2 separate regions of the Homo sapiens genome follow, and region 2 is linked to region 1. Evidence: read pairs that join two places in POLR2A ChIA-PET (ENCODE). Cell type or tissue: Panc1. All regions are shown on one strand. Links, peaks and the distances in the headings refer to the core of each region. The heading gives the core; the rest is flanking DNA. Region 1 overlaps SATB2 (SATB homeobox 2). Region 2 overlaps SATB2 (SATB homeobox 2).

Region 1 (12,539 bases), core at 2,596-10,595:
TCAAGCACCTTATGAGCTTAAGTGCTTTTCAGCTTTGAACCTTGTAATCGTCTAAGGAAAATTAGGTAATAATCTTTATTTAATTGATCAAGAAACCAAAAGAGTTCTCTGATTTTCACCTGCTGGTCTCCCCAGTAGAAGAGGATGTCCCCACAATCATCAGATTTTAAATAAGCTGGGCATTTCATGGTCTACACACAAAGCCTCTCATTTCACACTTCTGTAGATTCTTTGTCAGCCCCCATCACATCTATGTTTTTGAGTTTTTTTATTCTGTTTCTGGGCAGGACAAATGGAAATCTGAAACTAGGAGCAATCTAAAGCACACTCCCTCCTTGTTCCCCAGACATGGTCTGTCCAGATCCTATTTCAGGTGTTCTCACCACCAAGCCCCCATGCCAATCATTCTCTCCTTCACTGCTAGGAGGTCATGCCAGCCCAGCCTCACACTTCATGGCATGAGCTGCCCATCCTCACCGTCCACTCCATCTCTAGAACCTTCCCTCCTTACACATCTCCTTGCCCTTCTCCCAGATTCTGAAGAAAACATCACTATTACTCTTTCTTTCAAAGGCACTGCATTATCTGAGCCTCAAATCCATTCCCTCCTAGTTGGTGGGCTCTTGCTTATCACTCCTCTTCCTCTTCAAAACTGCTGGCTCCATCCTCTTTCTGATAATTACACTTAGCCCTCATGCTTCAGTTAGCCACGTTTAGACTCTTTCCTCTCATGTCCTTGCCACCCCTCCCTCAGTAGATGCATAGGCTTCCCTGTTCTCACACTTCAGAGAGACAGCTCCCTCCAATGTCATTATGGTATCCTTTCTGCCAAAGCCAAGAGCCTCCAATTCCCTCTCCTCTCCCCTGCCCCTCCACTGCACCCTTGATAACACTTCCCCCTGGTAACTCATCTTCCCTTGGCTTCAGTGACACCTCACTCTCTCTAGCTGCATCTTCTTAACTCCTGGCCCTTTTCCTCTCAAAGCTTCCAGCCCTCTCCCGCTCTTGCTCTCCTCTTTAAGGAATGTTCATTTGGTACCATTTCAATTGTCATCCAAAAAAGTGCTCAAAAATTTATTCTCCATCCTGTCCTTTAGTCGGCTGGTTTCACATGTCAAACAGCCTAATGGACATTTCTACCTAGTTGTCAAAATTCTCACTGAGGTATCAGCAATTTCGTCTCCATTGGTATTGTCTTATTTCTGTCACAACCATCAAGAGTCACTTAAGCTCAAAACCTGGATTCTGCTTGCATGTCTCTTTCTCATTCTCATACCCCTACTTACTCTCACCAAGTCTCATGGCTCTCCTCTGCTTGAACCTCTTGCATTGGTGGCTTCCTGTCTTTCTCACTTGTGCCACTCAAAGCCAGGGCCTCACTTCCCTCACCATTCCATTTCCGTCAATTACTGCAATAGGTTCGACTTTGCCTACTTCCACCAGGTGTACACACCAGCCTTCCCCCTCCCACCCACCTCCCTTCCTGCCATACACCCACTCACACCCTCATACAGCTTCAGATGGTGTCTAGGGGAATCATTCGTAAAACCTCATTTTCAATATGTCACTCTCTTGCTGAAAAACCTTCAAGGATTCTCAAAATACGTCAACTGGGCTTTCAAAGACCCCTAAGGTGTGTTCTCTACCTTCTCAGCCTTATTTTTCATTGTTACAACAAATATGATCGCCCAGCCAGGTCCCAACCATTTCTTTTTTTTTTTTTTTATGTGAGACAGAGTCACTCTGTCACTCAAGACTGGAGTGCAGTGGCGCAATCTCAGCTCACTTCGACCTCCACTTCCTGGGTTCAAGCGATTCTCCTGCCTCAGCCTCCCAAGTAGCTGGGATTACAGCTAACTTTTTGTGTTTTTAGTAAAGATGGGGTTTCATCATGTTAGCCAGGATGCTCTCAACCTCCTGACCTTGTGATCCACCCGCCTCGGCCTCCCAAAGTGCTAGGATTACAGGCGTGAGCCACCGCGCCCAGCCAGGTCCCAACCATTTCTATCAACATTTGGTGTCACTACCCTCCCTATATCCAGCTAGTTCTACCTTTGCCTTTTCACTGATCAAAAGCTTAGCCATTCTGAGCACCTGTTATATTATAGTATCAGGATAAATGTACTGCCATTCTAGACATTCTGGATAGCCACTTGTAATTTTCTAAACATGCAATGCTCTTTCGTACCTCTGCATCTGTACTGATGATCATGCGGTTGCCCAAAACATTCCTCCTTCTCTTTTCCTCCTTGCTGCAGTAACTCCACTTGTCCTTAAGGTATAATTCATGCGCTGTCTCTCCCTAACCGCCCACCCCCCACCCCACGTCAAATCTAGCAAGAAGAGTTTCCGGACTTTCCTCTATGCCACCATTACACTAGTTTATATCACTACTATATATTTACCAGATCCATTTATACAGCTGCTTCCCCTGCCAGGTTAAGGACAACACAACCAGAGGTAGGAAGTATATCTTACGTGTGTATGGACATTTCTCACTGCTTCTAGCATTAATTATGGCCTGTAGCAGAAGTGCTCACTAAACATTTAGTTAAAATTATTTACTTAATTATGACTACAATTATCTTGTGAGGAAGAAAAAGGTAATGCTCTCCACTGTATTCCCAGCCCTTAGAATCCTGCCAGGTATTATATATAAAATAGAAGCTAGAATTTGTTTTTGAATGACAAGATATGTGTTATATTATAAAGTAAGCATTTCATACAGATTGTAGGCTTTTGGAAAGCAGGAACTATGTCTTATGCTTCTTCCAAAGAGTAGGTATACATGAGGCTGGATGGATGAATAGATGCAAGAGAAGCAGGGAGGGGCGTAAGGAAATAGATCATTTTTCCCTTTGCATCCTTTCTTAATGTCTATTTAAAATAACATCAGAAATAGTACAAATATGAGTAGATTGCAAGCTCATTTCTTTTAATCTACAAACTATATTATTAACAAACATTTTTATATCTTTAAACATTTATGAATAAGTATATTCAGCCCAACAAAGCAGTTACAGTACAGCTGGAATGAGCTTCTTAAGATCCATGCAAGGAATTAGTCCATGTCTAAGCTGAGTGCTCAAGACATTCCCCACGCACCATTTTTCCACTTAAACTACCAATAAGCTTTCCATTGGAGGGCCAAGCAAGCATAGGTGATCTATGCATACTATCAGTGACTATCACAATGAAAACACACAAGGCTCTCCTATATGTTGAAAAACTGGTGAGATAAAAGGTGGCTGACAGTAGAAATGATGTTTCTATTTCTATGAATCCGATATTTGTGACGACATGAGTAGAACTGGAGAACGTTGTGCTAAGTGAAACAAGTCAAACACAGAAAGACAAATGCTGCACGTTCTCACTTATATGTGGAATTTAAAACAATTGAATTCATAGAAGTAGAGAGTAGAATGGTGTTTAACAGAGGCTGGGAGGTGGGAGCAGTGAGATGATAATCAAAGGGTACAAAGTCTCAGTGAGGCGAAACAAGTGGTTTTTTTTGAGATCTATTGTACAGCATGGTGAATATAGCTAATAATTGAGTACTGTGCATTTTAATATCACAGAGTAAGTCTCAGATGTTCTCATCACAAAAAATGTCAAATATTTGAGGTGATGAATAGGTTAATTCACTTGATTTAATCATTTCACGTTGTATTAAAAACCATACCATCACTTTGTACCCTGTAAACAGCTATAATTTGTCAGTATAAAATACGTAAGTAAATATGTATACAATATTCAAAGGATTTTATCCTGCCATTACTTTCAACAAGATACAACATAGGCAGAGGGCAGACAAACTTACAACATAGGCAGAAGGCAGACAAACTTCCTTACAGAACACTTCATTTAGATCTGAAGCTGAAAGCAAATTTCTCTCATGACAGAAAAATTAGGTAGACAAAAGTAAGTTACTTTTACCTCATCAGAGTTAAACAACAGCAGAGGCAGAAGGACCAGGAGTTGATTAAAGGCATTGTCCTGACCACTGATACCACCATGGCTAAGCAAGGGCTGCCTTATGGAACCAGGTCAGGGGACATTGATTTCTCTATTCAACTCCAAGGCACCACTTTGTAAATGACACAATCATTTTTGAGTACAAGAGGTGCTTTAAATGTGGTAACATTGTATCATTTCAGCTATAATGATCATAATTACTTATTTCTTTTAATCACAACCCACTTAACCACTTTAGTACAGAGGACTAGTTCAAGGAGTTTAATTTTCATTCAACATCTAATCTTTGTGTTTACCGAAACCCTTCATGGGCTTTGTTTACTGTCTGCCTGCTGGCCTGGACGTTTGATCTTGCAAGACTAGATCAGACAGGGTCAGATAAAATACTGATTAGTAGAATAAACCAGGCTTGGGGAAGTAACACTGGTTTTTAAAATCCTCTTTTCTCCCAGCTTTTTAATATCTGGCAAAAGAAGTTCAAATAAACAAATAAAATTAAGACAACTAACAATCAGACGGTTCTTGGGCAATGACTGAGAAAAGAAAAGTGATGGGGATAATTTTGCACTCTGGCCAAAATACAGGGTTTGGTTAGGTCCACTCATTCTAATGGTATTATTTTATAACACAAATAATTTTATAATAACCACCTGTATTTGTGTAAACTTTCAATGACCCTTCAATTCTTGAGGCATATTAAATAATTGGGATTGACCTCACCAAAGATGACTGCTTATTTTGCTTTTGGTACCAGATGACAAACACTTTAGATATAAAATTATTTTCTTGTAACTTATTAATTAGGACACATTTAAAATATATAAAAGATTCTTTATTAAGGCGTTTTCTTATTTTTATTATATCCCCCCAAAAGTAGATTGCCATGAGAGTAAAACTGATAGTGCTACTACATATATGATTGCCACTTCATTTCATAAAAATGATGGGGAAAGTTCACATCAAGAGTTCAGACAAAAAAAGTTGTGTAAAAAATTAAAATTTTACTAAAATGTGTAGAACTTAGGAAAAAACTACTTGGGTAAATCCCTCATAATCCCAAGACCTTAAAAATAATTTTGGAATAGCATGAATGTTTCTAGGTGTCTATGGAATCTCATGTACAATACTAAAACTCCTAACATTAAACAACTATTAATATTGGTCTTTTTTCTTTGCTTTTAGATAAAATGTACTTTTTTTTTTCTTATACTTCGGAGCTTATGAGCTCTACATTGTAAAATCTGGTCCAGAAGCAATTATGGTATGTGATGATCAGCAATTAAAAAAAAAATGCTGTCTAAACCAACCTACCACCCTACCCTACCTACCCACTCCATTTTCTTCAATGTCAAATATTCCTGGGAAACAGATTCATGGTCTTAGACCTTGAAACCAGAGTATACACACTGTCTCCCTATCTATTCTGAAGTAATGCTCATGTTAACTCAAATATGTCTGTGTCAACCATGATTGTCTTTGAAATTAAAGAAAAAAGGTAAACAGAATGTGCTTTGCTGTGATCACTGGGGAAAATAAAGTTAACATGCTAAGCCAAACCAATTTAGGACTTTCTAAAGAATAAGTGTAAATAGTTTAGCTGAAATAACAACAAATTCAAAAAATGCACATTAAAATGTTTACTTCAAAATTTAGACAATTCCATTTGTATGTAGTTTTTACATCTGTTTTTAATGATATCAAATTATTGATTGTTCATTTTTCTCATATTTATTTCAGCATTGACTATAGAATTTGCAATCTGATCTTTTTTTTGTCCTTCCAGTAGACTTTTATTTTTGCCAGGTTTTAGTCATATTTACTTTGATCTTTCAGAGTATATCATTATTTTACCGTTTATTTATTTCTATGAGAAGAGAAAAAAATTTTGACCTAGGAGATCTATATGTGGCAATTTGTAACAGAATCACATAGCTTATGTTTAGGAAATCATGTTTTTGATTAAGAAGCAACCACTTAGTTCCCACTGTTTTATTAAAACAGACATTAGCAGATAATAGGAAACATATTTAACAATGTAGCCTGCATTTAGTTTGGGACCTCAGTAAGTTGACTTAAGATTTTCTTCTAAGCTGAATAGTGCATAGAAGTGCATGTAAATTGGTAACTTTGAGGCAGAAATGGAAGGTAGGGAGGCTGAGAGGGACATGGAACTCTGACTTCTGGGGTCTCAGAAAAAGCCCTATGGTAGAATTCTGGTTTCACTACTACTGGTTTCCAAATTTGGAATTCATTGCCTTTTTTTCATTTTGAAAGCAGGGACACAACTCTTACAAATCAAATCATTACTTTCCCATGAGAAATGAGTCCTACTAGGTAGAAACTCCCACAGCAACATCTATTCATAGAAAAAGGCTTCTACCAAATAAAATATGCCTGCTTCAGTCCAACACTTCCCTTTTTCTGAGGGTCGAAAGTTAATAAAACGCACTTCTCTGGGTGTTTATTTTCTGTACACCATTATACCTGTCATGAATTCTTTGTTTTTCCTCCCACTCCCTTGGTTGATGAATCAACACCACTTGAACTGTTTTATGGCAGCTTGTGTTTACTTCACACATACCTTAACCTTCCCTTTTCTCCTCCTACTGACACACACACAGACACACACACACTTTTCAACAGCAATGACTAGCTCCATCTCTTTGAATAGTATGTGTACACAGTGTCTGACAGCCTCTTCAGGTGTGGATCCTTGACCAACTGAATGAAATCAAGGTCTCAGTCTGCTTTTACAGCACTTAAAGATTTAATTGTGCATTTACTATCTTTAAAAAAAAAAAAAAAAGATACAGCTTGAAGAATTAAAGCTCCAGGAAAGAAAAAAGAAAAGTAGAAGATATGAGTGTTAATGTGCGAATGCACACACACACACACACACAAACACACACACACATTCTGTAGTGGCAATTCTGAAAACACTAGAGTGAAGAGTTTCCAATCTTTCTGAATCTGGAATTACACTCCAGCCTATTAAAAGAGGACACTCTCTTACTTTCTCTTATAACAGCAAGTAAATGGGATCTAACAAATGACCTTGAAGCTGCATGATTCTTTTGATTTTCAGCCGAAGAGGATATGTCAAAGTACTTTAACAATCCTATTTTAAAAGAAAAACCTGGAGGCAACACTTACAGAAAAGAAACCTTCTGAGCCACACATCGATGTCTTATAATGAGAAGGGGTTATTCATCTTATATTGCACAAGGGTGAATATTAATATGCGAAAGCATTTGCCCAAACCAGGATCTAACGGGTCCTAAGAATTTTAGAGTCTGTTGAAAAGAAATGGATCTTAATTCAATTTTCAGTGTACTTAATTTCTCCTGGGTAGCTCAATATTTTGGCTTGCCTTATAAAACATATATTTAGCATAAAACACTCTCATTCCTTTGTGATCAGAAATGTGCTGCCAATGTTTGTAAACTTCATTTCTTCAAAAGACAACCTTGTCAAAAATCTCCCAAACACTCAATAGCCAACAAGCACTACTTTGACATCCTGTCTCCCCTGAGAAAATCTGCAAGTAGTAAAAGAAACAAATTCATCCTTTACTTTTACTTACCCACCATAAATTGTCATTTGCCCCTCCGATGGGGGCAGAGTAAGCAAGGCTATGAATACATATTATAAAGTGTGATAAATATGTCATACTTATGCAAAACATGGACTGGAAGGACCATCAAAACCAATGTTACAAGAAATTCCCCAAATCCCCTCAGGGACCCTGGTAGGTAACATTTATCTGAATGGAGTGAAAACAAAAGAATTTTTCCACCACTGACATATTTGAAATGGTCCTGACATGTTTAAAAGTCTAGGTGATCTAAATAGCATGCTATTTACTACACAAAGGAACTTTATTTTCAGGCCCAAACATAATTCTACATGTAATATATTACTGCTAGTATGACTACTACTATTAATTATTAGTAGTAGTATACTATTATTTGTCAAGAGGTTACTTTGTGCCAGTATTGTCTTATTTAGTCCTCGCATCTACCCAGTGACCTAAGTACTTTGATGATTTCCCATTTTCAGATGAGGAAATTGAGTCTTGGTGAAGTTAAATAATTTGCTTAAGCTCCCACAGCTAGAATGTAGAAGCTAAAGATTTGAACCCAAGTCTGCCTGAATGCAGAGCCCGTGTTTTCACCACTGCTCTGGAATCGTCGACACAGGAACACAACATCAAACTCCATTTCTGACCAAAGACATCCTGATACCCCAACAGTATCTGTTAATCAGTACCCAAACTATAAGTGCTGATTTAACCTAGAATGACAGCTTTTAAGTTTCCATTCTAAAGGATTTTGGTCTTTGCAGGTATCACTTATGAAAACTATAAACTTAACATATGGTGCTACTAATTTTACTTTTACTTCAAATATCTTCTTAGTTTTAAGGGAGCCAACTAGGATCTCATGACAGGAATATTAAAGATCTCACCTTTGTAAAAAAATTACGTAAATTGTATCTAAAATGAGCATAAATTCCAAACAACCAACAACTCATGAACCTCAGAAACTGAAAACAGGCTTTACAAACAAAAAAGTCAGTTTACCTTTAATCTTCTTGTACTTTTTATACCATCTCCCAAACTCCTGGCACTTGGTTGCTGACACATTGGCATAATATGTGCTATTTACAATGGATGAAATCATACTCTGAAAAAAAAAATTATAGTTATTTTTTCAAAATATGACTACTTCTTTTTAGGGACAAGAAAGAGCACTTTATAACCTGCACTAACCTCTTTTTTCTTTTAAACTTAAAACAGTCACTCTCCTGTAAACTGAACTATTAACATCAAACACGATTACCTGAATTTACCATCCCTTTAATTTATACAATGATAGTGCTTTCTCCAAAAAGCCAACCCTGGGGCAATGTCAACAATGGAGGGGACAGAACATGCAGATTAAATGCAAAGAGGAAGAACAGTTGTGATTTAGGAACCAGAGCAAAAGGTGAGATCAGATGCTCCAGCATCCGTAATCCAAATAATGCCTTTCAGATGTTTCTGTTCCGCTTCCAACTGCAACAAGCTTACACAGCCAAGAATCTGAGAACATCCGTGCTACACACTGCAGAACAACATTTAGGGAAATAAGTTAAATTAATATAATTTATAGAAACGTGTGATTAGAACTTGTGTGAAAATTCACCAAATGAAAAAATTAACAGTGCTATTTTAGAGCAGGGGAAACTAAACACAATACTTGTACTGTGTTTCAATAAAAAATGAACCAAAGCTCAAACTTTCTGAGTGCTTAGGTGCATGATTCTTCCTTGCTCTCATCCTCCTCAGCCCAACTGCTCAGCTGATTTGTGTGTATTAATCATTGGGGTTAAAAGAGAAGTGGAGCATAGCCTGACATAGCACTGAAAAGTTAAAATTATAATTACACACCTTGAATTGAACTTCCTACAGAGATGCAGTTAATACAGTATGTTTGGGCCAACATTTGTGGCAGATGTTAATGTATACCTGAAATGACTGTGTATGTTTTATACATAGATTTTATTTCTTATTTTTTATTTTGTCCTGTGCATAAACAACTCAAGAGATCCAAATGACCTGTGTAAGGTTTTATATCTTGCCTTGAAATCTCATCTTTCTCAAAAAAAGTTAGCCCCAGACATAGAACAGTTCAGAGAAATCTTAGAACTTCTAACGACATTTCTACAAAGTAATAGAGATAAAAAGAGTAACAATAAATCAAGTTATTTAACAGGAGGTTAAAATGCCAGCAGACAGACCTTCATAAACTCCCATTTAAAACAACAGACTCCTCTTTTTTAATCACTATGCAGTACTGGTAGGGGAGGGGTTTCTTAATTCAATTCACAGAAACCTCTTTCGCAGATGGTTAGCCCTCCCCAGTTGCTGATCTAAACATGACAATTCTTTTCTCTGAGGGAAGATAGTAAGGATAACTCTTTTCATCCCAAGGTCTGAACACAGCACTGGGAACTCAAAGAGCTAATATCATCGGAGTGTATCACAGAACCTATGAGGCCTTGTCTCCTGCCTTATAGGATGACCACTGGAATCCTAATCTCCTGGAGACAGTCTTCTGCTTTGCGCTATTAACGACCAAGTACGGCTGTTCCCTAACTAGCTGAGCTAGCTCCCGCTCTGGCTGAGATTCACTCTGTTCCTAGACTGTGAGACCCTTGAGGACAGTGACTATGTCTGTTTCATTTTTTTTTTTTTCTATCTCGTGTCTCACATAGTTCTGATGTGGGATATCTGAGTCACTGAAATTTAACACAGGAAAAGGGACAGAGATGAGATTTAAAAGTGCCAAACTGAAATGTCATAGTAATAAATTTTTTTAACATGAAAGTAGCTTAATAATAGATGCATCAGTCATACTGGTATATGTGAATAACCACAAACGTACTTGTCATCTCTCTATCTTATTTGTATGAATTTATCCTCTGGAAAGGCACAGGATACACAGCCATGGCAGGAGTCAGAGTTAAACTCTGTATTGCCAAATGGTCTAGAAAGTTAACTAAAACGAACAGTGTCTAATTACTGCCTGGCACTGTTCCTCAATTCTTCCTGGCCCATAATACGAGGCCACAAGCCCAGACGACTGCATCATTTTGGCCCCAGATAATCCAAATTCCCCTCACTCTCTACCCTCTCTTTGTCCTTGCTCCTGCTATATCTTCAATTGACCCTGCACAAGGCAGAGTGGCAAGGAAATGAATATCTGGGCTCCTACTGGCTCCGTCGGCAGGTCCTATATTTCATATAACTCATTTGTAAAGGAGATGTTGGCTACCCTGACTCAATTAGATTTGTTTTCTGTCCCAGATAATCATAAATAAGTTGTTACCTCTACTGATCACATAACAAAAACATAAACAGGTTTCAACTATGAACTGAGCAAAAAAAAAAAAAAAAAAAAAGTAGCAAACAAATTTCCTAGATGAGAATCTTTAATCACCAGAAAAGTCTGTTTGAGTTTATGACACATTTTATTCATATCAACTCCCTGCAGGTCTTTATATAGAACTAATACCCAAAATAGTTTTTACTGATAAGAATTGTTATAGTCCATCCTCAGAAGACTTTAAAATCAGAAGACATAAAAATATCTTGGGAATATTTTAAAAGAAAGGCCATGTTATATCTGATTATTCCAGTTTCATGAATATTTTCTAACCCTACATTAGACTGTTAAATTCTCATAATCTGAAGCTAAATCACTAGGCTTCACTAGAATGCTCTGGACACATACCACAAGGTCATCTTGATGTTAGTGTCCATTAAATATCTAGAACATCAACACTTAATTAATGATACATAAAGTTGAAAGGGGCTAACATGAACCCAGCATGTGCTATTACTCTACAGAAAACAATGTTCTCTAAAGGTCCTGGGACACCGAGAATCTATATTTACCGTATTTCAACCACTTTTTATACTTCAACATCACTGAAATAGAGATCCATCTTACAATCAATAGCATCTTAAACCTGATAAGATACAGTTGATGCAGAATGGGATGAGTAATAATTAATGTCTTTCCCACCTACCACCCTGCCAAAAAAGATCTAATTCAATTTTTTGCTTTTTAAAATACATATAATTTTGCAGTTTATGTTGCTCTTTTATGTTTTCCAGTCATTCTAAAGCAACCGCACAGTTGGACTGTTAGGATCCATATCTTTTTGATAAAGGAATAAGAGCTGAGTCAACTTTTTCAATCCAGAATGCAACCAACTCGAGTATCTCTGTTTATACAAAGCAATACTAATACAAATAACCCAGAAAATATGTGTATTGCTATTTTTAACACTTAAACCGAGGAACTATGATTTACTAAGGCTAATATTAAAATGATTTTGCATTTACTAAGCATGTATCGCTTTGCATGGTGGTGGGCTGTGAAAAAGAAAGGATGAGGGTACACGTATAATGGGCAACTGCGGCAGTCCCCACTCAGATACCGAGACACAGCCACAAACACCACCACATAAACAGTGGCCACAGACAAAGCTAATTTATGAATAATATTATATTCTAAGATAAATTAAAATGGTTAAAATGTCTTTCCAACTACAGAAACTTGAAAATTTCTGACTTCATTGTAGTTAATTATGAAATTTTAAGTATAAAGGTTTTTGGATGGGAGATAAAGTATAGGTGTCCTTATTTGTAGTCAATTTGACATTTAGTTGGCCATTAATATCTGGAATTTTTTTTAAATAAGGTATTTCAGAAATCAAACTGTATTAGAATTTTCTTTACTTATTCCAAAGTTTACTAGCAGACTTGAATTTGCTCTAAGCCAAACTGCAAGAGAATAAATTTTATAATATTGGTATTTAATACTTATGATAGCTAGATTGATCTATCTAAAAATAGATTTTCTTTTAGGTTCCTGAAACAACTTTTTAACTCACTTGTTTGTTTTTCAACTAGCCCAGAGAATAGATGTCACATATGATTATAAGCATGGTTCCATTTTCAAACTGAGGCCCCAGAAACTCAGAATAAAAAGCATCTTTCCCAAAGTCAAATA
Region 2 (12,539 bases), core at 3,080-11,079, 77 kb after region 1:
GTGCTTGAAAAGCACTTCACAGAATAAATTAAGAGTGGGGAGAATTTAAAAGTTCCAATAAAAGAATAAAAATGTAAAACTGAAATCCATTTTCAACAAAATTTAGAAATGGTGAAGAAAAAAGAAAATCTTGCTCTAGCCCTATATCTTGAGCTTCCAATATTATTTTTCTTTTATTGTAGCACAGACCCATTTTCAGATGATCTAGTAGAGAACTTTGAACCTTCTGATCATAAGCCTTACTAAGCCTTTTACAATCACAGGAGGTAAGCAGGTACTTTAATCTAGAGGACAGGCGCTCGGCCTCAGCCATTTGCTAAAAATGAAGAGTTGTTCTGGTAATTGGGATAAATGATGAATTCTGTTGTCAAAGAGGCAAAACAAGCCTGGTACCCTCTCTACACTAGAAAAATGCATTTTTCCAACTGTCATTAGTGATGATACTGAAACTGTCATTTTCATTCTGACATTATTTCTAAAGAAGTGTGTATAATTTATAAAGCGTTAACCATTGTAACTGCCACTGTTCACAGCAACAGCTGTGAGAACTGAGACATGTGGGAAAATGGTTAGATGTGGTGATGAACAGCACCAGGTCAGGGTCAAGTCCTGGCACTGTCCCTTTTTACCTGTGTGTGACCTTGAGTAGTTCATCTTACCTCTCTGAAGCTCCAATTCCTCCTAGCCAAAATGCAAACAATATCTACATCATAGATCTGTTGTGAAGATTAAACAATTTTACATATTTAAGTTGTCTGACAGATAGCTCTCAAACAATGGAATCTATTTGTTTTCCTTTTTTTCAAAATCGGTATTAATACCATTTTACAGAGGAAAAAAATTAACCAGTAATTTTTTTCAAGGCCTATAATCAATGTTCACGATACTAAAAGGCATTTCTTCAGAATAAAGATGATACTAATAATTATTGAATGGCCTATTATGCAAATGACAACTGGCTTAAAGTGTTTAACATGCCCCATGGCAAAAAAGGTGAAAGTGCTTAAAAGCACAGTAAAACTACCTGTCCATCACAGTAGCCTCTAACTTCATGTAGCAATTGAGTACTTGAAACATAGCTAGTCTCAAATTGAGATGTGTCGTAAGTATACATACTAGATTTTAATGACTTAATAACAAAAACAAATAAAATAAAATTATTTTTTAAAAGTAATTGTGTGTAGAATATCTTGAATATATTGAGTTAAATAAAATATATTATTAAAATTAACTTCACCTGTTTAACTTTTAGTGTAGCTACTAGAAAATTTAAAATTATACATGTGGCTTGTATTAGTATCAGAGAGCACTGTTCTAATGAATCTGCCTAATAACAATATATAATTTTTTCTCACACAGGATACATTTATCACAAACTGATACTAGGCCAATAGTGTGACTGTCGTGAGCCCTTTAGCTGTCTTTCCTCTGTGTTCCAGCTCTTAGGAGTCCTGAAGACAGAAGCACTCTTGGTTAAATTCCAAAATCCAACGTGTTACCTTCTCTGCAATTGCAGGCTGCTGTTTTATTACTAACTATATTAATCCAACTTCTTTTATTAGGGAACAGCTCTTTCCCCCTTGCCTTCATTTTAAAGAATAGACTTCAGGAAATGTCACAACACTGGCTATGAAAGTGACCTGAGGAATGCGTATTCTGGAAGGCTCTGAATGTTTAACCCAACAATGAAAGACGAAAGATGGTGCAGCTGCAGCAGGGCGTCTAGGTGACAGGATTCAATGGGCTTGCGCCAAAGTTGGGACATGAAATAAACCCCTGCTTTGCACTGCACTTCCTAGATCATCATGTAGTCTAACATACACACCTTTATCTTCTCACATTTACTCTGTGACAGGGTTAGCATTATTTTCAGTTAATAAATTAGGAAACTGAAACTATGGGAGAAGTAACATGCCCCAAAAAACACAGCAAGGCAAGGGCAGAATAGTTCAGGTTATCCAGCTCTAAATCCCAAGCAGGCTGCTTTCCTGAGAGTTGAAAACAACACTCCAGAATCCACATCCATTGAAATCTAAGGGCTTGGCCTCTTAATAAAAAGGACCCTTTACCACTTGCTATGTCCAATGGGTGACCTGTACTACTTGTAAGTGAATTCACCTTTTGTCTGCCTACCAGGTGTCTGGCACCATGCTAGGCATGGAGGGGGAAACTAAGAGGGCTCCTGCCCTTCCGTTATTCACAGACAAAGAAAGAAACAAAGGCTCACATGAATGGTCATACTCTAGTGTAAATCAGCACTGTCTCCAGCCTCCTCCCTAGCTCCTTTGTCTCCTTGGTCCACCAGCACTCCTGAATGACAGGAGCCAGTTTGAGATGAGAGGAGGCCAGGCTTTCGCCTCCCCTCTTTCAAAGAGCTCCTGAAGCCCATCTGTCTCTTGAAGGAAGGCAGCAGACAGGGCCCACTCCCTTCCCTGGAGCCTGCAGCTTATCTAGTTCTATCACCTGAGAAGGTCCGAGGGCTAACTGGAGATTATAAAGACTGTAGGGCAAAGCCTTGCATATCTTTTCTTCGTATAAAACTGAACCTGAAGTACCAAAGAACAATCTGTTTGAAATACTGAAACAAACTTTACCACATAAACTGAGTGAATAACAGTCTTCAAGAGGACAGAGAGAAAAAGTGAGGGATGGCTACTATTTTTTCTTATTGTAAATTTACCAGAAAATCAAAACAACGATTTACTTGTTCTATAACCTCATATTCTCATTATCTCTCTCTGTCTCTCTCTCTCTCACACTGACACAATCATACACATACATACTGAGTCACAGACAAGAAGAGAAGTAACTTGCCAACATTAACCACTAGCCCCTTCTTTCCATCCTAAAATAATAGAGGCTGGGCGCAGTGGCTCACACCTGTAATCTCAGCAATTTGGGAGGCCAAGGCAGGCGGATCACCTGAGGTCAGGAGTTCGAGACCAGCCTGACCAACATGGTGAGACCCCCGTATCTACTAAAAATACAAAAACTAGCCGGACATGGTGGCAGGCGCCTGTAATCCCAGCTACTTGGGAGGCTGAGGGCAGGAGAATGGCTTGAACCCAGGAGACAGAGGTTGCAGTGAGCCGAGACCATGCCACTGCACCCCAGCCTGGGCAACAGAAAGAGACTCTGCCTCAAATAATAATAATAATAATGAAGAAAAGCCTGAGTGCCTAAAATTGCAACCATAAATAGAAAGAAAGAATAGGGTGTTTCTCACCTCCCTGTTGGGGTCTCAGGAAAAATTTCTAAAAGGGATGCAGTGTGTCCTTCCTAATCTCCTCTTTGTGGCCCTGCTGTCCTCTACTAGGCACCCAGCCCCCTGGGCTAAGGCAGCCACAGGCTCTACATTCCACTCCAGCCTCCTACTCCCCCCAGGGGCTGATCTCAAAAATTCCACAGATTAATAGATAAAAAGATGCTTGCTACACTGTTTGAATGGTTTAGTGTTCTCCTTAATCTCCTCAGCTAGGTCTTCACAGTATAATATATATTTTATTTCAAATAAATTTCTCATGGAAGAAATTTCAGGTAGTATAATAAGAAACAGTAGAAAAAAAATTTCACCAATTTTAAAGGAGAGAGCAGAGCAATCATTTGGATGCAAAGGGAGCCACCCACAGGTCCACAGGTGGACCAGAGGCCCTCTAGGCTCCCCCAGCTGCTCCAGTTTTCAACGCTCCTCCCTGTCCTTTGCTTGTAAACTACACATTCCCTGAAACATTAATTCACTTGTTTTTCTAGTTGGCTTTTTCTTAACTCTTATCGTAGAGGAAGCAGAAGCCAAGACAGAGGTGGGACAGCAGCAAGTTCTAAGTGGTTTACAGGTAGAGATCAGTCAATTTTCCAGTTATGAGGAAGGCAAACTCTGCATCATAATTACTTTTTTTTTTTTTTTTAGATGGAATTTCACTCTTATTGCCCAGGCTGGAGTGCAATGGTGCAATCTCGACTCACTGCAACCTCCACCTCAGGTTCAAGCGATTCTCCTGCCTCAGCCTCCCAAGTAGCTGGGATTATAGGCATGTGCCACCGTGCCCGGCTAATTTTGTATTTTTGTAGAGACAGGGTTTCTCCATGTTGGTCAGGCTGGTCTTGAACTCCCAACCTCAGGTGATCCGCCTGCCTCGACCTCCCAAAGCGCTGGGATTATAGGTGTGAGCCACCTTGCCCAGCCATCATAATTACTCTTAGGTACAAACTGAGCCATACATACAATAATTCAATTTCATATTTACCCATGACCCAGGTGCAACTCAGGATTAGACCTCCAACTAAATAATAAATAATATTCAATAATATTGAATAAGAGTAAGAAATTAAGAGTTAAGAAATATTGAATAAGAGTTAAGAAAAAACCAACTAGAAAAACAAGTGAATTTTTCAGAGAATGTGTACTTTACAATATATTGAATATTATTTCTCAATTTTATTATTTATTATGAAATAATATTCAATAACATTTAATATTGATTTATTTGATAATAAACTCCTTGATGGCTCTCCCACTATTTGTGGGGGCAATGGGGTTGAGAATGATATCAAGAAATAGCTTATTCTCAGAATTCTCTCTAGTAAAACCAGATACTACTTTGCAACCCCTGAGGCCAATCTTAACTTTGGACAATAAGAACAAAAATAGGCAGGGATGAGGATGGGAGAGTGGACGCTAGTCCTCGCTCACTGACCACCCCGAAGGATCAAACTGGGCCTAAAGTGGTAGGGAAGGGAGATGAGTTCTGGCCTTCCACATCTCTGATTCCAGGCCTGACTCCAGGCAAAGCAATCACAATTCAACCTGAAGTCAGGTCCGAAGGCTGAAGGAGAAACTCCAGGTCTCTAAACATCCTTCGGTTATAGAAATTTAGTGGCAAGATCAAATTGGCCAGGCAGTTTGCAAAACAGTATTTCATGGGCACATAGGAGGCAATTTGTGGCAGCTTATCTAAACAAAAGAAGCCTGAGCCACACCTGGGAACTCTGCCACAGCAAGCCTGACCTACGGAACTAAATTCTCTGATGTCAGGAATGCCAAGGCTCTAGTGGGTGTAGAGGAGAGGCCCACCGTTTTCCTCCTCAAACATGGGCTGGACTTAGCTGCCTCATGCCCCTCCCAACCCTGAGCCTGACCTATATAGTAGGCCCAAAATAAATGTTGGTTAATCTAACAAAATGCCAATTCCAGTTAGATATTAATCACCACCATTAATAGGCAGTGTCTGCCTAGCTGTCAAACTTGTCCATATCACTCTGGCCCCATTGCACTGCACTCAGCATCAGCAAACAAGGAAAGCTTTCTAGGAAATGATCCACATAAGTGGATTCAGGAGCTTGCTCCATGTTGTCCAGGGGATGTTGGCCAGATCACAGCGCTGTGCGTGACCACTATTGACAGAACTTGTCAGGGTATCACCACGGGCATCGCATGGATGGGTGCGTAACAAAGTGGCATGCTGCACCATGCTCTGTATACACCCTAGAGCCACGGGGGTCTTGTCGGCAGTCCTACCCATGTCCTGCACTGAAAGACTACAGTATCTTTTCTAAATTTAGTAACTACAGAAAGACAAAATGTTTAATGATCCTAGAATTTAAAAAACAACAACAAAAAATGTTATAAGGACAAAAGAGCCGGGCACAGTGGCCAGAGCCTGTTAAACCCAGCTACTTGGAAGGCTGAAGTGGAAGGATCAGTTGAGCTTAGGAGTTCGAGGCTACAGTGAGCAATGATCTCACCACTGCACTCCAGCCAGAGTTACAGAGCCAGATCCATCTCTAAAATAAATAATTAAATAACTTTTAAAAATAGAAAGGAAAAAAACAGGATATACAAGTTTGAATATAACAGAAAAGTTCAAGGGTATGGCATATTGTTGAAGTATCCTTAGTTCAAGCCTAAATTCTTCAGGTTCTTTTTACGATAGGTTAAAAATGCATATATGTATAAGTCCTGAGACTCGACCACATGTTAAAAATGACTCTACCATAATTTATGAATGCTAGGGTTTCTGTCCTTTGTTAAGTAAAATTTCATTCTGGAGGTTTCTGAGAATTTTTTTTTTTTTTTTTTGAGACAGAGTCTCACTCTGTCGAAAATAGTATTTAAGCAGAGATCGATTCACCTCCCCACCTTATTCTCATCATCCTCTCTGGAAAAGCTATTTGCAACTCAGAGTCCCATGCATCAAAAAAGGAGTCAATGAAAATTGTCCTTATACTAACATTTACTTCAGGTTTTGAGCTCTGCCTAAATGTTATTTTATCTAATTCAAACAATTAAAAAAAAACAGCTTGATTAATTTCTCCAGTGTAGTGTTAAGGAAAGGTTAACAGTACTGAGGTCCTCTTGAAAGGAATTAATAAAGGAATCAAGTGCTCAGCTCTCAATAAGACAAGACTACCCAGATTTCTAGTGGGAATATTTCATAGCACAAGCATGTTTTCTTTGGGGAGTTTAACTCACAAAAATTATTAAAAATTGAGATCAAACACTGGTGCAGAGCCTCAAAGGAAATCATACTAGAATGGAGAGATTTTTATCAAATAAAAACTGAAAAGTAAAGTTATAGCAAAAAAAAAAAAAAAAAGGCTTTCTCCCTCACAAAAAGAAAATCCTACTGTCTATGTTTAGAGTTCAAACAGCAAAACATTTACGGATACTTAATAGATGTGTAGAAAGCAACACTGTGCAATGAATGCAGATTTCACAAAGCCGAGCTTAAGCAGACAGGCAACTACCACCACCATTTCTCAGCCATTAAAAGCCACTCTCATTCTTATATTCAACAAATGCATCCATCAAGACTCAATAACAACCAAGCTGGTGAAAGGGCTAACGCTGAAAGGAGAAAGAGAAAAAAAAGCAAGAGGGAGAAAGAGCAAGAAAGTCAAAATCATAGTGTGTATTCTCCAGTCCCCTTAGGGGATCTGACTGAGATCTCTGGTTTGCAATACATAGGATATTATTATTGTGACTCAGATCAAGTTAATAAAACCCAGCCTACAGACCAGGGAAACCAGGGTCTGATGGAATACTTCCCAGACAAAATATTTTAAGTATATATGTAGTGCCTGTGTAATTTATAGAAATTAATCAGAAAAACAGAACAGAGAAAACTAGCATTTTTTTCACTTTATGGTTCTAATACATCCTCTTTATAATTTATATAATTTCCAAAATAAAATATTAAAATAAATATTTTAAAAATGAAAGAGACTATTTAAGTCTCTGCATATAAATCTCTTGGAAACCTTATGTTCATCCTGAATATGTTTATCCAAAGGCTATCACCCAGCCAATGAAAGAGTTATTCCACTTTTTACTGCCTTTGAGAAGTGTTATCAAAGCCTAAAGTGATTTGTCTCCTGGACAAAAAAGTGAGAAATCTTTTACCCTAAATAAAATGTAAGAGTCTACCTTCCTCAAAGCAAAAACCCTGGAAGACTACTGCAGCATTTTAAATTGGGAGTAATTCCAAGTATTAACACCTTAATCTCAAAAAGATTTCATTTTCCCTAGAGTCCTTGGTTCATAAATTATTTAAGGATAAAATATTAATAATTTCTGAGCCACAAAATAAAGGTATTGGTGTTGTCCCCCTCCCCCTAGAAAGCCAGTTTCAAAACAGTTCTATTCTGACAAGCCCAATACAAAATAACAGAAACACAAGTCAAACATTATTTCAAACTCCATATTGAAGGAGGAAAGAATTTCATCTGGGGTTAACTTAATAGTATACGTTTAAAGTTTGTGGGTGAACTCGAGTATCACCCAAGAGGTAAGAGCTACTATTTTATCTTGGCACCATCACGCTACATCTAGATGGAGATGATAGAAGAAACTATACATGACAGTTTCTATAAGTTCATTTATTTTGTTAACACAAATAGGATCGACAAACAGCTATGTTTTCAAAGAGCAAGCCTGTGTTTATTCTATATATGAGAGGCTGGCGGCGAGAAAGATGGCTTTACTGAGTCATTCTAGCAAAGGAAGAAGAGAGCTGCATCTCAGAAGCCTGCCTTGGTTAAAAAGAACTGTCTCCCACAAACTCACTTTCAAGCTATACATCAATCTTCAATATAATTATGTTTGACAGAATATAAGCTCTTGGCAGTTAACTTGTTTACAATAAATGCTTAGTTTGGGTACATGGACTGTATTTCAGTCCTACAAATATCAAACACAAACCTACAACAGTCCCGTTATGGAGCTGAGAATTATTTTGCTATAAATCTTTTTATTGGGGGGCCAAGGGAATTACTTTGCAGCTTGTTTCCCACTAACCACCTGGAACAGTGTGAAAAAAGAGGTACATTTATGCTCTGACCCTGCGCTAATTGGAATCCTATACATTTCCACAGGAGAATGTTCAGTATCAATCCTGAACATGCAGGTCAGTCCCCAGTTCTGCCATGGCAGCAAAAAATACACATGAAACAAAATGGTTCTTACTAAAGTCACGGCATTTTCATACAGTTCTTTTCCTCCTCAAAGTTTCTTGGGAACTAATGACCATTTGTAACAGTGTTGGCAGACTTTCAATGGTAAGCCCCAGTTTTGGGGGAGTTTATAAGTTAGCTGTAAAAACGTGCTTAAGGCTCAAACTTGCCATATGAAAGAGGCTGTAAATAGAGGTAGTTTTGCTGCATATTACCTAGAGATTCATTTGAGAAGGAAAAAAGTCAGGATCACCTTATTTACCCTTGTAAAGTGACTTTACCTGGTTATTAAAGGTGTAATAACTTCCTATTCAGGGAACAATTTGCTCTTCTTATACTCCGTCGATACTAAAGGGTTTGGGGTGTTCTAATACCACATTTCCCAAATCTAAAGGGCAACATCTGAATGGAGATGTCTGAATGGAGACTCTAGGAATGCTTCTCTCCTGACAGGCACCTTCACTCTGAATACCTTCTGGTTTTCGGATGAAGACAATTTATCATTGCAAGGTTTCTTTAGTGCTTTCTAATTTCCCACTTAACATGTAATTAGATTCCTATAATAACTCAACTTTAACATAGTATTAATACATCAAAAAGATCATATTAAGGATCACAGTTTATTTTCCAAAATAAACAATACTGAAAAATTCAGTCACGTAATGACTTAATATTAAGATTCCAATTTCTTCCTTTCTAGTCAATGTTACAATTACAGGTGACAAAAAACTTAAAACATGTTTGTCTCTCAGCTTCTAATAAAGAAGAATAGCAACTGATTTATAAGTTTCAACTGTCATGCAAAATGGTTTTATTAAAAAATTTTACCACAGGGTTTTCTTGTATACAGGGGAGAGGGACAGAAAAGAAAAATATTTTCACTACATTATCAGCCTCACAGAACTTCCTTGTTAATACCAAAGCACTATTTTGCAATGTGAACTAATGGAAAATTGTTAAATTCACCTAAAATAACTACTCCTTTTTTTAAACTAAAGAAACCCTTTTAAAACCTTGACTATTTAATTGCTGTTTACTTGGGGAAGAGGGACATGGAGAAGGTGATCGTATGAAAAAAAAACCAAAACACTTTCTTTTAATTGTACAACAAAAATTCCTTCCAAGGCAAAAAGACATTATGCCAAGTTCCACCCAGAATTAATGTTTAGGTTTAAATTATAAAGTCCAGAAGAAACGGAACCACTAATAGACCCTTAAAGCTCATGGCCTTCATCAACACTGTTAGGTTACGCAAATGTTAAAACTGAAAACCCTTTGCTGACAAAAGCATTTTAATGAAGGCACTATTAACTAGGCTCTATGGATTAAATAACTTTTTTAAAAAAGCTTTTTTGGGGCTGTTTGATATACATCCCACTCTAAAAGGGATGATAAATGCTCGGGAGAGTTCTGAAATTATGAGACCTCCACCAGGAGGATGTACTGCCTATCTTGTTTCTTTCATTTTGTCACCTCAGGAAGGTTTTTAAATATTAAATCCAAGAAACTCAGCGACAGATGAAAGAAATATTCCCCCCTAAGTCTGTCAACTGAGTAAAACCTGGAGCTCTGACTACTCTGATGGCCGACATTATCTGCAGTTTTAGTATCCCCACCACACATGGGGGTAACCCGAGTTATCCCCACCTCAGGTATCCCCACCCTAAGTCAAGGTTCCCGGGTGAACTCCACCGTCACCACCTAGGTTTCTTCAGGAGCTCACAGTTTCTATTAATAGAGTAACAAATACAGCCCAGAGTGAGGCAAAACGAGCCCCAGGCAGCCCCTGCTGCCTGGCGGTTCATTCGGAGTTGCTGAAAGCATAGCTCTGTGGAATGAGAGCCAGAGTCTCAGCAATGTTAAGGACATCGATTTCATAATTCAGAGGATTGCAGGTCGAAGCAAGAGCCTCTGCATTTCAGGTGACAGTCAGGTGAGTACACCTCAGGTGATGTGCCCACAGAGCAACTCAGGTTACCCCGGTGTGTGCTGAGAAGAAATGAGGGTGCTCATTATTCAGCCTCAACTCTCTCCCCTTCAGCCTAGTTTGGACTTTGGGAAGAGGAAGAACAGCAGGCCTAGGAACCCCATCTAACCCTTACTTGGCTGGGCTTTGTAACAAGAGGAACATTCATTACTTCTGACTTCCATTTACAGAGACAAAAAAAAAGGAGGGGGAGAGAGTAGTTCCACCTCAGGTAGAATTTAAGAAAATGGGATTTTCCTGGTCAAACTGTGTATGAAGACAAAGTCAATGGTCATTTGTAATGTCTCCTGGGCAACCACTTTCCATGGGCTCCTCTTTGAACTTCCCAGGGAAGAATGAGAGCCAAATGGTCTCTCCCTAAAACAGATTTTAGCTAATAAACACAACAAAGTATGCGAAAAGCACTTCAGTTTTTCTGCATCTTCTCCAAGACTAAAAATTTGTACATTGTGTGACAGGTCCACCTCATTTTTCTTAATGATGTTTTTATTATTCTTTCACTCAATTAAAGCAGAAATGGATATTGCATCTTCTGACTGTATAATTGTTATTGTAATCTGTTTTCGATCACTGCTTGGGAAATGGGTCCAAAACAACATAAACTCTCCACTGCCTCAGAAGACAAGTCATTTTCTTTTACTACGACACTTAAAGAGACATTTATCATGCTGCTCTGTTAGCATCTTTGGATTATGACAAAAGAAAGTTCTTGTTCTGTTAACCCCCAAAAAATAATATTTCAAAAATGCTATTGCTATTTCAAGTGTTTTGATATGAATGCATCGTCAGTAAGCTATTAAATATATCAATTTTGCCTTTCCTTATATGTAATAATAATTGAAACAAATGCAATAAAAGTACTCAATTTTAATATAGGACATAATTGGGAAATCTAAAAATACAGTTATTTTTACTTTATGCCTTTGGTCCTTTGGTCCTTTCCCAGGAGTCTTGGGCATGGCATCCAATCAAATTTGCTCTCTTTGCAAAGAAAATATTTTCTTGTGTTAAAAAAAAAATCAATCACAATCAGTTATGAAAGAACTGATACACTTGCTTTCCAGCCAAATGCAAAAACAAGTAAAAAGTATTTTTTAAAGAAAGAAAAAGATATATGTGGTTAACGTGATGAAATTCACGCTGTTTCTACGACAAACCCCTGCAAATCACCTCTGTCAGATCTTAGCACTTTGGAAAACATTTGCTCTAACTAGAGTCTCTTATTTTATATATTATATACATAAATATCTGTGTAAGTCTTCAGTCAAATAAACAAAAGAAAGACACTGAGCTGCTGTGCACATTTCAGTAACTGTGCAACCATCAGTGGGCACCAGTTACCCTGGTTTGAAATGGATCCCTTTTGATAAATAGTAGCTTGCAGTGCCTCCCCTTAATTTTTTGATCTTTTTTGTTATTTTACAGTTTAATAACCAACTGTACTACGATAGAACTCCATTCCAATGATACGGCTACTAGGTAAGAGCAGAACTGAATCTGCCCACACACTATTAGTGAGTAACAGTACCAGGAGCAACTAAAATTGAAATATATTTCCCCAGAAGGTTTTCCTGTCCTATGTGTCATAATCATTAATAAAGAATATGCTTACTATAAAACTGACATAGTTTGCTGATAACTTTATTGCAAGTTTCAAATTCTTAAAATTTCTATTCATGCTTTTATCTGCATTTTAGGCATTTGTCAAACTAATAACCATAACATCCACTTGTTTAAGTTAAAGGACATCAATTAAAAAGGGGAAAAAAAATGCATGCCATAAACTCTATTGTCATAATTATATATCTAAAGCACACTTGTTCCATATTATGTCTTTTTATCTAGTTTTTTAAAAATCTGAAATAAGTAAAACTTTTTAATTGAGCAGCAAAGATACAGAAGTTGTAGAATGCAATTTCTGATGTAGCCTTTCAGTGCCACTTAATTATACTGATTTTACCACAATTCTTAAATCACTTGCTACTAAAAAGCAAAATAATTCTGTTAATTGAAACAAATATATATAGCTAGAGTTCCATAATTTTGAAAACTCCACCATGGAACATTTTTACAAAAACACTGTAGCATGTTATGCTTACAGGGC

The links. Peaks named below come from ENCODE experiments on the same cell type or tissue, not always from the same donor. Only the 100,000 strongest peaks of a DNase experiment are listed, where the experiment ranks them.
Region 2: POLR2A ChIA-PET joins it to region 1 with 12 read pairs; 3 of 35 experiments call an interaction of 5 or more read pairs at or near these places.

What each region holds. Positions count from the first base shown.
Region 1 is chr2:199,360,048-199,372,586 of GRCh38, forward strand. SATB2 (SATB homeobox 2) reads right to left here. Exons shown (of 11, transcript NM_001172509.2): 6 at 8,558-8,660. Among named protein-coding and RNA genes, the nearest start is that of SATB2, 92 kb to the right of the region's middle. In Panc1, for the core only: no CTCF peak of the experiment used is centred there; a DNase peak (open chromatin) is centred at 6,560.
Region 2 is chr2:199,436,964-199,449,502 of GRCh38, forward strand. All of the region lies in intron 2 of SATB2 (SATB homeobox 2), which reads right to left. Among named protein-coding and RNA genes, the nearest start is that of SATB2, 15 kb to the right of the region's middle. In Panc1, for the core only: no CTCF peak of the experiment used is centred there; no DNase peak of the experiment used is centred there; H3K27ac peaks cover 3,837 bases.